2 separate regions of the Mus musculus genome follow, and region 1 is linked to region 2. A link is a loop called in an ENCODE intact Hi-C map of the cell type or tissue named here. Cell type or tissue: heart. All regions are shown on one strand.

What was found. A loop is a pair of places that touch in the nucleus more often than their neighbours do. Peaks named below come from ENCODE experiments on the same cell type or tissue, not always from the same donor. Only the 100,000 strongest peaks of a DNase experiment are listed, where the experiment ranks them.
Region 1: a loop joins it to region 2, with 2.4 times the contacts of the local background. A loop is called at or near these places in 10 of 42 quality-filtered maps.

Annotation. Positions count from the first base shown.
Region 1 is chr12:76,544,882-76,548,881 of GRCm38, forward strand. All of the region lies in intron 1 of Plekhg3 (pleckstrin homology domain containing, family G (with RhoGef domain) member 3), which reads left to right. AI463170 (expressed sequence AI463170) reads right to left here and starts at 3,044. Exons shown (of 3, transcript NR_046044.1): 1 at 2,821-3,044; 2 at 2,495-2,610; 3 at 2,091-2,290. In heart, no CTCF peak of the experiment used is centred here; DNase peaks (open chromatin) are centred at 1,290, 2,230, 2,920 and 3,060; H3K4me3 peaks cover 1,634 bases; H3K27ac peaks cover 1,998 bases.
Region 2 is chr12:76,494,909-76,498,908 of GRCm38, forward strand. No RefSeq gene overlaps it. Among named protein-coding and RNA genes, the nearest start is that of Gm40445, 27 kb to the right of the region's middle. In heart, no CTCF peak of the experiment used is centred here; a DNase peak (open chromatin) is centred at 1,673; H3K4me3 peaks cover 377 bases; H3K27me3 peaks cover 274 bases.

The sequences.
Region 1 (4,000 bases), 50 kb after region 2:
CTGCTGACCCATCTCATTACTCCGGGTTGTCTTCTTAATTACGTTTTTAGATTTTTCATTGCTATTATTATTGTATAGGAACAGGTCTCATTATTTTTTAAAGATTTAGAGAGTGTGTGTGTGTGTGTCTGCGGGGGTGGGTATGCTCATGCTGTGGCCTGCATGTGGAGGTCTGAAGATTACCACCGGGAGTTGGTTCTTCTGGAACGATGTGGGTCCCAGGTCAACAGGTTTGGGAGAAAAATGCGTGAGCCATCTTGCTAGCCTCTTGCAAGTTTTGCATTGAGCTTTTTCTCTTCGTGGGATGTAGAGAGACAGGCTTCAAAGCAAGGCTCTGGTGCTTCAAAGCAAGCTATTGTGCAAATCTGTGCTTCCTCTGCGATGGGTAGGTTTGGGCTTGCCGTGAGTGGAAGTGGATGGTTGAGGTGGGGTAGAGGAGCAGCTTGCCTGTTTGGCTGCTTTTTACTGTGTATGTCATGTGGACACTTCACCCTGCTCTCTTCTACCTAACAACCCCCCCTTTCCCCACCACACCATTTTCTTCTTTTCTTCTTCTGCATGGCACTTAGTGCCATCCTGAAGTATACTGTTTATTTACTGGTGTGGCTGTCCTCCCTGCTGTCACCTAAGTTCAGTGAGAAGAAGCACAGTCTTGTATTCATGCTGCTTGGTCGCTGTGTCCCCAGCACCTAGCCTATAATTTATACTGAGATCAAACATGAGTGACCCTCTGCCTTTCCTGGGTGGTGAGCATGGGGGGGGGGTGGGGTGGAGGACAGGGACTGGTTTCTGGGGTCTCACATATGCCAAGTGAGCATTAAACTCCTGGGAAGTTAGGCCAGCTTTGGTTCTGTGGTATCAGCTACAGCCAGGCAGTGGACAGGTCAGCTGTACCCCAACCCCTCATTCTCAAGCCTACACCAGTGTCTCTGTCAGGAGGACACCTCTTTCCTCAAACACAGTCACCCACAACGTACCATCTGTGTCCACATCACCTACACACTCATTTACATCAGCCTTCTTCTGGCAAATCCTCACATAGCTGTCAGCACAACTGACGGGACCTGGAGGACACTAAGGGCGCAAACGTCTCGGACTTGCCGTCCGAGGTTGTAAGTGGGGTACATTGTCGGGACACTCACAGAAGCAGTTCGAGATGCTTGTGCCTCACTGAGTGCTGTGTGCAGACTACTACCCCGCTTCCCCGGAGTGTGTGGGCAGAAGAACACTGCTGTGTGTTTGCCTCTTCTGCTGGTCTCACAAGTGGTTTCTTTCTGGACGCATCTATGGGTGAGTTATGGGTTCCCAGATGACTCCGTTTGGGCCTCTTTCTGAGGTTGTCACACTGTGTGGGAACTTTTCCCCGGCAAAATGTTAACTTTTAAAAAGAGCAACAAAAAAAGGAGGTATCCCATGAGGGACTGTGGATTCCTCTCTGGCTCCATCTAGTCTCCTGGGTCCTGTGTGTGAGGAGGGGGAGGCGAGCTGTTGCTTGTGAATGGCTTGCTCAGGAATCCTGGATTCCAGCAAACCCTGCCTTCCACCTCGCTAGCCACATGGCCTCCAGTCGGAGTCGGGGGTGGGGGTGGGGGGTGTTGTGAAATTACATAGCGAATGTGTCACCTCGGTGCCTGGGTCACCCTCGTAAAATGTGGCCTGCGATTTTCGTTTGCTATCTGGGAACAGCTTGTGCCTCAGTGTTCCTGACCAGAAAAGCAGGGATAATTCTGCTGTCCACCTGTGTCCCACCTTCCAACTTGCAGCCTCGAGGACCGAAGGGTTAATAGCCTCAGGCTTCGAGGGCCTGAGTGGGGGAGGTGCCCCACAAATGGAGTATTGTTGTGTTGTTGACTGATCTGGCTTTGTTTGAGTCTTCAGTGTTTGACTTCCTGCACTTAGTACCCCATGTGCTTAATCTCTGGAGAGATTTGTGGTCTTCTTCTGCAAGGTGCTTACCTCCTGGGGCTGGGGCCTGGGTCCTCCCCCATCCGGAGCCTTCTAAGTTTTGCGGGGAAGGTACATTTTCATGGCTAAGGCCCCCCAGCAATCAGGAATGAGAGAAATGCAGCAAGTGTGACCCACACGCGGAACTGGTTCTGAATAGGACCGTTTATTGAAGAGGTTTCAGCAGGAGGCAGCGGGCGCTTTAATTCCCGAGGTTGTTGGTGGCAGTTCGTTGCTTGCCCAGCCCGAGCCTGTTAACTGCTGGGCTGCCGAACTCCGGAGAGAATGCCGCTCCCCAGTCCCTGGCCACCTTCCCGGGACTGCTCTCTGTGTTGGGATGGGAGCCCTTTTGAGGAAAGCGGTAGGTAGCCTCTGAGACCCGGCCAAGGGTGGCTGAGTGGGGTGCAGCTGGGACTCTGAACCTCGCCTGGCAACCTCTGGGGAACATGAGCAGCCACAGGCTTGTGGCCCAGGGCTTTTGAGGCTCCCCTGGAGGTTCAGAAATGGAGGACCACACCGGGTTCAGTGTAGAAAAGTGACTTCTATTTACCTTGCCTGGGTGCTTCCAGTAGGTTTGGCCATGTGACTCGCAGACAGCTCTGTGGCTTTTGGAGTGCTTTGCTTGGGGACTTCAGAGGTCTTCTCTCAACATTCACGGATGGGTGGCTAGAGAAGGTCCTGTGTGATCACACTGTCCCCATACACGCATACATACACACATGCATAATGGGAAAACAGTGTCTTTTTCCCAGAATCCACAGGGGGTGGTGATGTTGATTGTTCTAGATGAAATCAAGCGGCACCATTGGTAGGGGAGGTAACAAGTGGGTCCTGGATACCCTAATGGGTGTCAGGCCGGGTGGAGCCAGCACCTACCATCTGTGTAGCTCTAGGAGGCAGGTGCAGGGAGCCGGGGGCAGATCCTTGCTCAGACTTCACTACTTCTTTCTCTTGTGTGTCAAGGCCTCCCTCTTCATGGAGTGGACTGCCACCGGAGCTGCCGTGCCCTGTGTACTCTGTAGCCTCTGGGGTTTGGTAACAGGTGAGGGAACTGTCGAAATTCTGGTCTTTGTGTGCTCCTCGCTGAGGGAGAAGTTTCCTCTCTCTCTGCTGGAAACTGGTTGGATGAGTTTCCTTTAGGCCTGTCTGGCTGAGGCCTCTTAGCCAGGGTGTGAGGGACTGGGGGATGGGAGCAGGTGTTGTGGGTGGAGTGGCTTTCAGAGCTGCGGCAGGCACCGCAGGGTGAGGCGCTGGATTTGACGATCTGCCTGTCTGTGAGGATTTACACTTGTGTGCAAATCCCTAAGGTCTGCCTTGGAAAAGCCACTCCCCTAGCCTCTGGGCTAGGATCGTATGGTCCTGGTGGAGGCCCGGGCAGAAGTAGGGGTGGATTGTGGAGAAGCCACGGAGGAGGAAGTTGGTGTTTTAACTACATCAGTCCAGGAGAGAGCGTGTCTTGTACGGTTGTTTCTGTACCTGGAGGCTCATGCTTAGAATTAGGAAGGAGCCAAGACTGAGGGAGATACCGTGCTGGCAGCCTCACCCCCCACTTCTGACAAGTGTGGGAAAGAAAGGTAAAAGATGGGGTGGGGGGTATCCCTTTGATGTTAAGATTCATATGGACCCTTCCTCCGCCCAGATGAGAGCTATAAGCCCCTATTCCTAGAGGGAGATTCCCCTCCAGCTAAGACTGGAACCTCAGTGGTCCCTGTTGGATAATAGCCTCAGGTAAGGAGGAATTGCATTAAGCTGTTTGGGTGATGGCTCTTACAGTCCCTTTCAACCCTACCTCTACCCCATTCTAGAAAGGTCACATACAGCCCAAACTGGACACACACTCCCTGTGTAGCTAAGAATAGCTTTGAACCTCCAGTCTTTTGTTTCCACCTCTGGTTTTTATGTAGTACTAGCTATCAAACTCAATCTTTCCTTCAGGCAAGCACTTTAGCAACTGGACAACATCCCAGCTCTTCCTGCCTTCCTGAAACACCTAATTTACACATTGCTTCGAGTCACCTTGATTTTTGGGTCACGCATCTTCCCTCTGTGCGTGAGT
Region 2 (4,000 bases):
GGGATTCCAAGCAGAAAGGATGCTTGGGAGTGTGCCCACATCCTCTGGTTATTACAAAAACCCAGAGGTCTGGGGAGAAAAAGCAAACCACCCGCCTTGTCTGCAGGCACAATGTGGGTGTCCTCTTTCCCACAGCATGTAGACATTTTTCTTATGCCCCTTCTGTAGATGAAGAAACCAAGCCCAGCATGGGCAACTTGTTCCAAATCACACGCTTATTAAGTCACAGAGCCAGGGTTTAAAGCCTGGCCTGATGGATTTCAGATCTCAAGATTTCTGGATTTCTAGACATTTTCCTTTTTCAGTCAACTGTACTTTCCCCCAGGATTCCCTCGTGAAATGAAAATCCACATTACAACCTAGATAGCAGCAAAAAGAAAGGACCTACAGCATGGCTGGGAATGCCAGCAACAGAGATACCCAGAGCCCAGAGCCTAGGGGACCGGGAGGGCACAGGTTCCAGCAGCTGTTGGGCTTTTCAGGAACTGTTTGTGGGGAGATAACTCTGCACAGGTATGGAGACCAACATCCTAGGCAGGGCACATAGACAAGTTTCCCTCAGCCATCTTGGAGGGAGGGAAGGGGTTAAAGCTTTGCAGACAGAGAGCAGGAAGGAGGTTAGTGAGCTACAGTCTGCTGTTACAGCCAAGGAAACTGAGGTCCAACAGAACAAGTGAAATCAAGCCGACAAGCACAAGGTGGCATCCGGACTGCCAGGGCATTGTGCAAATGGGTTCTTTTTTCAATCAGCAAGCCAAGTATCTCAAAAGAGATAATCTAACTGGCCCATCCTCTTTGGAGCAAGGACCGCAGACCCAGCTCTGTTAAGTGCACCACAGGCTATAGTAACCGTGTAGATGAGAGGTGTTCTGGTAGCTTTTGTAGGATGCATGAATGATGTGTGTTTGTTCCCCAGGCTTGCCCTGGTATAAAGGTGCTGGGGATCAGAGAGCCTGGAGAGATGGAGAGATAGCTCCCGGGGTTGAGAGAACCTGTTGTTCTTGCAGAGAACTAGGACTCATTTCCCAGCACCTACACTGTAACTCAAACCGTCCTTAGCTCTGGTTCCAGGAATCCGATGCTGGCTTCTGACCTCTATGGACACTGCATACGCATGGTAAACATGCAAAAACCTCAAACACTTAAAAAACAAACAAACAAACTCTGGGGTTCGGGTTAAGATGAGTGCTTCCGGCCGGGTGGTGGTTCATGTCTTTAATCCCAGCACTCAGAGGCAGGGTATCTCTGAGTTTGAGGCCAGCCTGGTCTACAGAGTGACTTCCGGGACAGCCAGAGCTACATAGAGAAACCCTCTCTTGACTCTCTTGAGGTGGGGATGGGAATGAGGGCTGGGGAGCAGGAAGGTGTGAGGGGTGGAGGTGGGGAGTGAGCTGTCCCCGTCTGGTTATCGGTTTACCCTGATATGCTCTTAATCTTGGTCCGGATAACCTGCTTCCAGCCCGCCTCTCTTTCGGGAGCTAAATGATGCTCTCTTTAGATTGAGGGTTTTAAATTCTTGTTTCTGTAAGGATTTCCGAGCACGTATTTAGCTCCCCCGCTTCTTTCTTCATGTCCTCTAGGGGGCAGAAGTGAGCCGCTTGTCCATTCTTTGGGACTGATCCTTCAGACTTCTCCAAACTTTTATAAGAAAGCAAATGCCCAGGGGGCGACCAGAAAGGCAGATAGTGAGTATGCTTTCTCTTTAGATTGAAATATGATCTCGGGCCAGCAAGATGGCTCAGAGGGTAAAGGCTCCTGCTGCCAAGCCTGACTAACCTGGGCTTGTTGGCACGAGCGTGCCGCACTCCCCTCTCCACAAGATTAATAAATAAAGTATGTAAAAATTAAAACAGTATGATCTAGGGCCTATGATCTGGGGCCTGGTGTGATGTGGTGGCACAAGCCTTTAATTCCAGTCCTTAGGAGGTAAAGGTAGACAGATCTCTGTGAATTTGAGGCCAACTTGATGTACATAGTAGTTCTGGGCCAGCCAGAGCTACATAGTGACCAAGTGAGATCCTGTCTCAAAAAAATAAAAAAAAGGAGAGTTGAATGGTGGCAGTGCTTGCCTTTAATCACAAGGCTCAGGAGACAGAGGCAAATGTAGCTCTATGAGTTCCAGGTCTTCAGCAAAAGTCCCAGGACAGCCAAAGAAGGTTATACAGAGAAACCCCGTCTCAAAAACCCAAAATTACCAAAACATCACCACCACTATCATCATCATCAAGAGAAACATTCTTTGAGAGAAAATATTGGTAGGAACTGAGGCTCCAAATTCAGTCTCCAGTCTCAAACAAGTGTTGGGAGAAAGTTTTCTGCTTTTGTTGTCCCAGCAGGCTACATGAGACCCTGTCTCAAAGCAAAGAAGAAAGAAGAAGAAGAAGAAGAAGAAGAAGAAGAAGAAGAAGAAGAAGAAGAAGAAGAAGAAGAAGAAGAAGAAGAAGAAGAAGGTGGAGGAGGAGGAGGAGGAAGAGGAGGAAGAGAGGAGGAGGAGGAGAAAGAAAGAAAAAAGGAAAAAGAAAGAAAGGAAAGAAGAGAAAAGAAAAGGAAAAGAAAGGAAAGGGAAGAAAAGGGAAGAAAAAAACTTGAACATGACCTAAGGCAGTGGTTCTCAAACTGTAGGTTGGGCCCCCTTTGTAGGGTGTCAAAAGACCCTTTAAGCTGGATTCCTAGCATCCAATAAAACTGAGTGACCTTCTGCTTATCAGATATCTACATTATAATTTGTAACTAGCAAAATTACAGTTATGAAGTAGCAACAAAAATTATCTTATGGTTGGAGGTCACCACCATCTGAGGAACTGTGTTAAAGGGTTGCAGCATTAGGACACGGTTGAAAACCACTAGTCTAAGGTCTCTCTGTCAAGAAGTCAATAACCCTGAGAAAAAGTTCTCCCATTGAGGGAGCCAGGATCCCTAAGCTAAATTCTCTACACTTTGCCACTTCTCCCCCCACCCCACCCCCACCCCCACCTCTGCCCCACCCTTGGAGACCAAGTTGCCTCTCTGGTAGAAAGCCAGGGATACCCGTCCCTGGAGTGTAGCCTTCTGACAGGCTTACAGTAGATGGAGCAGGCCTTGAAGTCCCTGGATATTGGGGACACAGACACCACGATGACTGACGGTGAAGAATGAGGAGAGAAACGGATGAGAGGGTAGCCTTGAAGCTCAGCGGAAGTGGTAGTGTACATGAATTTCATTCCTTAAGGACTAAGCTTCTGGGGTGGATGGAGTCAGGGGTGAGGGGGCAGGTGTCAACACTGATCTGAAGGCAGAGTTTTTGTGTTCCCAGAGGCGAAGAGAAAAGCCTCCAGAAGAAAAGAAAATGTAGGGCTAGGCATATGTCTTAGCTGTGCTCACAAAGCCCTGAGCCGGATTCCCAGCATCCTATAAAACTGGATGTGATGTAAATGACTAAAATACCAGCACTCAGGAGTGGAAGCTAGGGGGATTACAAGTTCAAAGTCATCTTCTGCAATATAATGAATTGAAAGCCACCTGGGGCATATGAGGCCCTGTCTCAGGAAAGAGGAGGAGGAGGAGGAGGAGGAGGAGGAGGAGGAGGAGGAGGAGGAGGAGGAGGAGGAAGAGGAGGAGGAAAGGAGAAGGAAAGGAGGAGGAGGAGGAGGAGGAGGAGGAGGAAAGGAGAAGGAAAGGAGGAGGAGGAGGAGGAGGAGGAGGAGGAAAAGAGAAGGAAAGGAGGAGGAGGAAGAGGAGGAGGAGGAGGAGGAGGAAAGGAGGAGGAGGAGAAGGAAAGGAGGAGTAGGACCTGCAGGATTGAATGTTAACTCCACAGAGCTATACTCTGTGGGGCCTGTCATCTTACAAATAGGTCTAGGCAGGCCTTGCGGGAGGCTGCTACTGTCCCAGGACTTGTCCATATAAAGCAATTGGCAGAGAAGGCTGAGTGGATAAAGAGGAGGAAGTTGGGTAGTTAAGGAAGTGTGTTTAAAATCTTAGCATAAAGAGCCCCATAACCCATGATTTCATTTACATTCCA